Linked DNA regions of Homo sapiens: region 2 is linked to region 1. A link is an interaction called in ENCODE POLR2A ChIA-PET data of the cell type or tissue named here. Cell type or tissue: K562. All regions are shown on one strand.

The links. Peaks named below come from ENCODE experiments on the same cell type or tissue, not always from the same donor. Only the 100,000 strongest peaks of a DNase experiment are listed, where the experiment ranks them.
Region 2: POLR2A ChIA-PET joins it to region 1 with 7 read pairs; 6 of 35 experiments call an interaction of 5 or more read pairs at or near these places.

The regions. Positions count from the first base shown.
Region 1 is chr1:155,932,008-155,936,007 of GRCh38, forward strand. KHDC4 (KH domain containing 4, pre-mRNA splicing factor) reads right to left here and starts at 2,406. Exons shown (of 14, transcript NM_014949.4): 1 at 2,329-2,406; 2 at 1,626-1,842. The coding sequence starts at 2,366. It overlaps LOC107985207 (a long non-coding RNA gene), which reads left to right and starts at 2,461. Exons shown (of 2, transcript XR_001738244.2): 1 at 2,461-2,542; 2 at 3,241-4,000. RefSeq lists enhancers at 1,912-3,111, 1,967-2,533, 2,073-2,382, 2,483-2,642. In K562, a CTCF peak has its summit at 2,650; DNase peaks (open chromatin) are centred at 1,774, 2,494 and 3,077; H3K4me3 peaks cover 2,876 bases.
Region 2 is chr1:155,832,360-155,836,359 of GRCh38, forward strand. All of the region lies in intron 2 of GON4L (gon-4 like), which reads right to left. Among named protein-coding and RNA genes, the nearest start is that of GON4L, 23 kb to the right of the region's middle. RefSeq lists a silencer at 1,979-2,273. In K562, no CTCF peak of the experiment used is centred here; DNase peaks (open chromatin) are centred at 2,042 and 2,352; H3K4me3 peaks cover 1,400 bases.

The sequences.
Region 1 (4,000 bases):
GCAGGTGGCTAATGTGACTAAAGGTCTAAATTTTAAATTGTATTTTGGTTTTGCTTTGCTTTTTGCTTAAACAACAGGAATTTATTTCTCACAGATATGGAGCCTGAGAGTATTTAATTATTTGTATTATTTAGACAAGGTGTCACTCTGCTGCTCAGGCTGGAGTGCAATGGCAAAATGACAGCTCAATGCAACCTCAAGCTCCTAGGCTCAGGTGATCTTTCCACCTCAGCCTTCCAAGAATCCAAGAAGAATTACAGAGGAGCTGGGACTACAGGTGTGAGTCACCACACCCAGCCCCTTAATTTTAATTTAAATTGCCACATGAAGCTAGTGACTACTGCACTACACAATGCAGGTATATATTACCAACGAGAAAGCTGAGTTTCATTATGCCAAAGCCATGTAACCAGTAACTGTGGATTCTGGGTTTCAAACTGTGGATTCTGGGTTTTTAGGTTTTATGATTCTAAATCCAGTGTTTATGTATCCTGCTGAGGTCAACTACCTAAAGATTATTATTTTAAGAAAAAAAAAGAGCTTAAACGATTAACATCAGTATTAAAAATCTTAATATACAAGGAGCACTACATCTTTGTCAAGATGCTTTTAATTTTTCCTCATAAACCTTATAAATGGATGACTGACTCACACAATCTTTGCAAACAATAGGCTGCGCCTGGTGGCTCATACTTGTAATCCCAGCACTTTGGGAGGCAGAGATGAGCTTGGTCAACATGGTGAAACCCTGTCTACTAAAAACACAAAAAAAAATTAGCCGGGCATGGTGGCATGCACCTGTAATCCCAGCTACTCGGGAGGCTGAGGCAGCAGAATCAGAATCACTTGAACCCAGGAGACAGAGGTTGTAGTGAGCCGAGATCACCCCACTACTGCACTTCAGGCTGGTGACAGAGTGAGACTCTATCAAAATAAATAAATAAATAAATAAAACCCTACAGGTTCTAATTAGAGATGACACTATGGGGCTCACTTGATTTACCTGAACTCCTCTGACTTCAGGGAAAAAGCACATATATTAAAAACATGTTATGTTGCTTTAAATGACTATGGAAATACAGCTTAAGCTGAACTAAGTGAACAAGGACAAGACAAGGTATTTGGTCCATAAATGTAATCAGCCCAATCAAAAACGCCTCGTAAATATGTATTTGTAACAAAATGTGTTCTGGAACATTCCAAAACTAAATGATCTCTCAACTACTATATCCATTTATCCTTTACTAACACAAATTATTATGCGATTACAGGATTACAAACAACTTTTTTTTTTTTTTTTTGAGACGGAGTCTCATTGGGTCGCCCAGGCTAGAGTGCACTGGCACAATCTCGGCTCACTGCAACCTCCGCCTCCCGGGTTCAAGCAGTTCTGCCTCAGCCTCCTGAGTAGCTGATTACAGGCGCGTGCCACCATGCCCGACTAATTTTTGTATTTTCAGTAGAGACGGGGTTTCACCATGTTGGTCAGGCTGGTCTCAAACTCCTGACCTTGTGATCCACCCGCCTCGGCCTCCCAAAGTGCTGGGATTACAGGCGTAAGCCACCGCGCCCGGCAAAACAACTATTAAATTCGCAATTAGTGGAGACCCTTCAACTTCAAATACCTTCTCAGAAGCATTCTGAGTTGGTTTCAGCTTCCCTTTTGCCATGAGCATGGCATTAATCTTGGCAGCCACAGCAGCAGCAGCATCCAAGGCTCCTGAAGGAGCAGCTGTGGTGCCCCCAGGACTTCCCCCACTGCTGGTGACCTCCCCACCTGGGGCCGCTGGCGGGAGGAAGAGAAGTGGGGCTGGAGCTGGTTGGTCCCATTTGCTGCGGCGCCTACATGGAGAAAAAGGAAAACATTAGGCCCCAAAGCTTTCGTGTATGTTATTCTTTCCTTACTACGCCTTAGCACCCCATTTTCCCTCTATTATATTCCATTTACACCTCCGAATCACCTTCCAAATCTAAAACTCCCCTCTCCTTAAACAATTATTGCTTATTTAACAAACCCCCACTTTCAACCCTTCCCCAAAATCTTTCGTTTCTACTGTCACCTATATCGAAAGACTCCACTCTATCCTACACGCTCTAGTTTACGCCTTCCCCTTGGCTCGCCCTTCCAAAAGTCCCCGTTTGCCTCCTCCCTCGGATCCCCGCCGGCCCTTTAAGGGCCCCAGGCCTGCTCAAGATCCTTCTCCCCAAACGTCCAGCCCTTTACTTCCCACTTAAGGACCCTTCCACCCTATACGCAGCTTCTCAGGGTCCCTCCGCCTCTCCTGCGCCCCAGTGCTCGCTCCGATGCCCTCGCCCCTGAAGCCGTACCCGCCAGCTCCAGGATGTGTCGCGCTCCCCGCGGACATGGCGACCGCTTCTACTCAACCACCCGCCAACTATCCGACTACCACCTCTCGTCACTTCCGCCCCCAACGTTCTTACGCACAGCCTCTTCCGGTCGTGGGGCCGAGCGGTTCCGGTGAAAATGTCGATTCCGATTGGACTCTCGATGATTTAAAGGCATCTGGCGTTTCTGAGGCAGGTAGGGTGTGATCTTCCGGGTTGCGCCTTAACCTTAAGAAAGATGGCTGCTGTGCCTACTATAAATGCGGAATCGGGGCTAGCTGAATCCATCTTTATCGTGGGCATGTTGTTAGACTAGAAGACAATATGCATGAGTCAGGAGATTAAACAGGTTTCTCCTCAAATTCCGCTACGTTTGTGTTGAGTCCTAGTTTCTGTCTGGGGAGACAGCCTTCCCGCGGCTTTTGCCCGTTTCACGTTTCTGTTACTTAGGAAAAGGAAAAGGATTCGTTGCAAAGATCATTTGGAGAATTTCTCTGTTTGTTTGCTTCATTTCTGTGCACCAAGCAGGGAATATAAAAATAAAAAGATGAATAAGCCGCAGGCCCTGCCATTCTGGTACTCTCAATGTGGCAAGGCAGGTACGCAGGCAAATATGTATGATAGAGTTGTATATTAAGCAAAGGTCGAAGAAGATAAGCTGCTCATCTTGCTGGAGCGTTTAAGAATGGGACGCTAAAAAGCCGGTTGAGTACTGGAGAGGCGATCAAGCATAGGTTATGGAGCACCCTGTTCTGGCATCTGTGTACTTAACGGTTGAGCTGGCTGGAGTGGGAGGCCAGAAGATGAAAGGCCTTGAATGCTATGCTGAGGAGTTTGAGTTGATTCTGTAGGCTAAAGGTTTCTTTTTTTTTTTTTTTTTTTTTTTTGAGACAGTTTCGCTCCGTCACCCAGGCTGAAGTGCAATGACGCGATCTCGGCTAACCACTCTCCGCCTCCCGGGTTCAAACGATTCTCCTGCCTTAGCCTCCCAAGTAGCTGGGATCACAGGTGCCCGCCACCACGCCCAGCTAATTTTTTGTTGTTGTTGTTTTGTATTTTTAGTAGAGACACAGTTTAGCCATGTTGGCCAGCCTGGTCTCAAACTCCTGACCTCAGGTGATCCACCCGCCTCGGCCTCCCGAAGTGGTAGGATTACAGGCGTGAGCCACCGCGCCCTGCCGAGGCTAAAGGTTTCTAACCTTTAGGATGTCTTGGAGCTTCAATGAGTCTCCTGATCCTCCCACCTCAGCCTCTGAAGTAGCTGGGACTACAAGCACGGGCCACCACACCTGGCTTTTTTTTTTTTTTTTTAAGAGACCGGGGTGGTAGGGGGTGCGGGGGTGGGGGGTGTCTTACTATTTTGCCTAGGCTGGTCTCAAACTCCTGGGCTCAACCGATCCTACCACCTCGGCCTCCCCAAAGTGCCCCTTTTCCTCTTCTCCCCAAAACACAATGCTGTTGGGATTCTGATTGAAATTACATTATTTATTATATTTGTCATTTTAAAAAATTTGTGATGTAACTCCTATGCCATAAATTTACCCTTTTTAAAGAGTAAATTTAAGTGCACAATTCAGTGTTTTTTAGTGTGTCCACAAGATTGTGCCACAATCATCATTATCTAATTCCAGATTATTTTCATCACCCCAAAAAG
Region 2 (4,000 bases), 100 kb before region 1:
CGCCTAGCGCAGTGGCTCACACCGTAATCCCAGCACTTTGGGAGGCCGAGGCAGGTGGATCACAAGGTCAGGAGTTCAAGACCAGCCTGACCAACATGGGGAAACCCCACCTCTACTGAAAATACAAAAATTAGCCAGGTGTGGTGGCAGGCGCCTGTAATCCCAGCTACTCGGGAGGCTGAGGCAGGAGAATTGCTTGAACCTAGGAAGTGGAGGTTGTGGTGAGCCAAGATCATGCCACTGCACTCCAGCCTGGGTGACAGAGCGAGACTCTGTCTCAAAAACAAACAAACAAACAAACAATAACAACAACAAAAAGGTATCAATTGTAACAAAATGTCAATACTTGAAAATAATCCAACTATCTTTCTATGTATTTTCATTTTTTCTACAGTGTATATGATGCTGCTGCTTTCATAATCAGAAAACTAAAATGTTACTTAAAAGAAAGTAAAACAACAAAAACACATACTAAACAGCAGGGCTACGGGTGATTTTTATTTTCTCCTTTAAAGTTTTCAATATTTTCCAAAGTAGATATATGTGAATTGTCAATCTTTCTTTCTTCCTCTCTGTTTTGTGTTACATTATCTGATTGGCAAAAAAAAAAAAAAAAAAAGTTACTTGAAGAAAAATTCTGGAGAGACACTCATAGTGTACTTTTATTGCTATTACTTGTATATACAACTAATTAAAGTGCAAAGTAGTATAATCAATTTTCAGTTCTCCAGATTAATGAAGGGGAGTGATATCACAGATAATACTAAACAATAAATGTTTATTTAAATCCGGATATCTGTGAACTGATTTTTAAAATCTCTTAATTACACTTATCAATAACTGAGTGACTATGAACCCATAGTTATTTATCCATTCCTTCTCTAGCATTTTAATCTTATAATTTCCTCCAGTTCCTTCTGACAACTTATCTTGAAAAAATATGCAATAATCTCGCTGCCTTCTCTAGCTATTTCTCACCCATTCTCCCACTGCAAAAAAAGGAAGGAAGGCCAGGCATGGTGGCTCACACCTGTGATCCCAGCATTTTGGGAGGCCGAGGCGGGCAGATCACAAGGTCAGGAGATCAAGACCATCCTGGCTACGGGGAAACCCCATCTCTACTAAAAATACAAAAAATTAGCCAGGCATGATGGCAGGTGCCTGTAGTCCCAGCTACTCGGGAGGCTGAGGCAGAAGAATGGCGTGAACCCGGGAGGTGGAGCTTGCAGTGAGCCGAGATCACACCACTGCACTCCAGCCTGGTCAACAAAGCGAGACTCTGTCTCCAAAAAAAAAAAAAAAAAAAAAAAAAAAGGGAAGGAAGGGGAGGGGAGGTGAGGGAAGGGGATAAGAGGGAAGAGGAGAGTGGGGAGGAGAGGGGAGGAGAGGAGGAGGGGAGGAAGGGAGGAGGGGAGGAGGGGGATGGGGGAGAGGAAAGAAAGAAAAATCTCTGGGGTTTCATTCCTCCTCCTTTTTCTTTTTTTTACAGACAAGGTCTTGCTCTGTCACCCAGGTTGCAATGCAGTGGTGCGATCAGAGCTCACTGCAACCTTGAACTCCTGGGCTCAAGCTATCCCCCTAGCTACTCCTGAGTAGCTAGGACTACAGGGATGCACTACCACACTTGGCTAATTTTTAAAATTTTCTGTAGAGATGGAACCTAGCTATCTTGCCCAGGCTGTTCTTGAACTCCTGGCCACAAGATCCTCACACCTTGGCCTTCCAAAGTGTTGGGATTACAGGTGTGAGCCACTGTTCCCAGCCCCATTCCTTCCTCTTTAACTGCTTCATATAATGTCCTTTCCCCAACAAACTCCTGAATCTACTCTCCAAGATCATCAATCTTCAAATGTAACCTTTTTCTCAGGTATTATCCTTATCCCTCCTTTGCTACTAAATTTTAAATTTACATTTTAAAGTACCTTGTTCTTAAAGCTCTCCTTCCTCTTTTCACTTTTACTATTACTTCTCCAGTTGTTCCTTCTCTGTTATCTTCTTCCTCAAGGCAAGGTTGTCTTCAATCCACTGCTCTTCCCCCTCCATGTCTGTTTCCATGGAGAAGAACCATGACTAACACTGAACATTTCTAGTCCTTGCCTCTTACTAAACTTCAATCTCAGATTTCTATTTTTGCTTGCTGGCCCTATTGTCACCTCACATTCCATTTGAGGTAGGAGATCAGCAGGACTTGTTTTCCAAGCACTGTTCGAAAGACCCCGCTGAACAAAACAGGAGCTGATCAAAGAAACTGGCCAAAACCAGCTAAAAGCAAGATGGTGATGAAAGCCACCTCCTGTTGCCCTCCTTTTATCTGCATGCTAAAAGAACCTCCTACCAGCACCATGACAGTTTACAAATGCCATGGCAACCCCCAGATGTTACCTTATATGGTTTAAAAGGGGAGGGACTCTCAGTTCCGGGAAGTCCTCGCCCCTTTTCCAGAAAATCCATTAAAAATCCGCCCCTTCGCCTCTGCCCAGCTGCCCCTACTGGGAAGTGAGGAGCCCCTCTGCCCAGCCAGCCGCCCCGTCCGGGAGGTGAGGGGCGCCTCTGCCCAGCCGCCCCTACTGGGAAGTGAGGAGCCCCTCTGCCCGGCCACCACCCCGTCTGGGAGGTGTACCCAACAGCTCATTGAGAACGGGCCATGATGACAATGGCGGTTTTGTGTAATACAAAGGGGGGAAAGGTGGGGAAAAGATTGAGAAATTGGATGGTTGCCGTGTCTGTGTAGAAATAGGTAGACATGGGAGACTTTTCATTTTGTTCTGTACTAAGAAAAATTCTTATCCTGTTGATCTGTGACCTTACCCCCAACCCTGTGCTCTCTGAAACATGTGCTGTGTCCACTCAGGGTTAAATGGATTAAGGGCGGTGCAAGATGTGCTTTGTTAAACAGATGCTTGAAGGCAGCATGCTCGTTAAGTCATCACCACTCCCTAATCTCAAGGACCCAGGGACACAAACACTGCGGAAGGCCGCAGGGTCCTCTGCCTAGGAAAACCAGAGACCTTTGTTCACTTGTTTATCTGCTGACCTTCCCTCCACTATTGTCCTATGACCCTGCCAAATCCCCCTCTGCGAGAAACACCCAAGAATGATCAATTAAAAAAAAAAAAAAATCTGCCCCTTATTTTAGCATATAATCAAAGTATACCCATATATATATGGCTATACAGGTCTCATGCTTTTGAGGGTCACTGTTGGCCACCCCCTAGGTGCTCTGGGATTTTCGTCATTTGGTATGGGGACCCTCATGGGCTGATGCCTGGATACTCTGGGTATTTTGGCATTTGGCACCGTTTCATTTTTTTTCCATGTTGTCTTTGTATACATACAGCTAGCCAGCAATCCGCAGGTCTGCTGCTGCGGCTGCTTCTCTTACAGAGCAGCCATTTCCCTTCCTCTGTTGCTCTAATAAACTTACTTTCAATTCACTGTTGGCCCATTCATGATTCCTTCCAGTGCGAAGCCAAGAATGCTCCTGGGCTGAGCCCCAATTTGGGGTTCACCTGCGTCATTCCTTGGTGACCATGAAGAGACCAATAATAAGCCAAAAGGAACTGAGGGAGACCTTTAGCCAGACCCTAAATTAAGACTGATTGGGTTGAGCACCGTGGCTCACGCCTGTAATCCTAGCACTTTGGGAGGCCAAGGCAGGTGGATTGCCTGAGCTCAGGAGTTCGATACTAGCCTGGGCAACAGAGCAAAACCCCGGCTCTACTAAAAATACAAAAAATTAGCCAGCCATGGTGGTGCACGCCTGTAGTCCCAGGTACTTGGGAGGCTGAGGCATGAGAATTGCTTGAACCCAAAGACTGACTGGCACCATTTGGCCTCCACGAAAAGATGAGTGTCCCCTTTGTTCCCCCTCAATGTGTGTTTTGTTTTCGTTTTTTTTTTTTTTTTTTGAGACGACATCTTGCTCTGTCACCCAGGGTGGAGTGCAGTGGCACAATCTCGGCTCACTGCAACCTCGCCTCCCGGGTTCAAGCGATTCTCC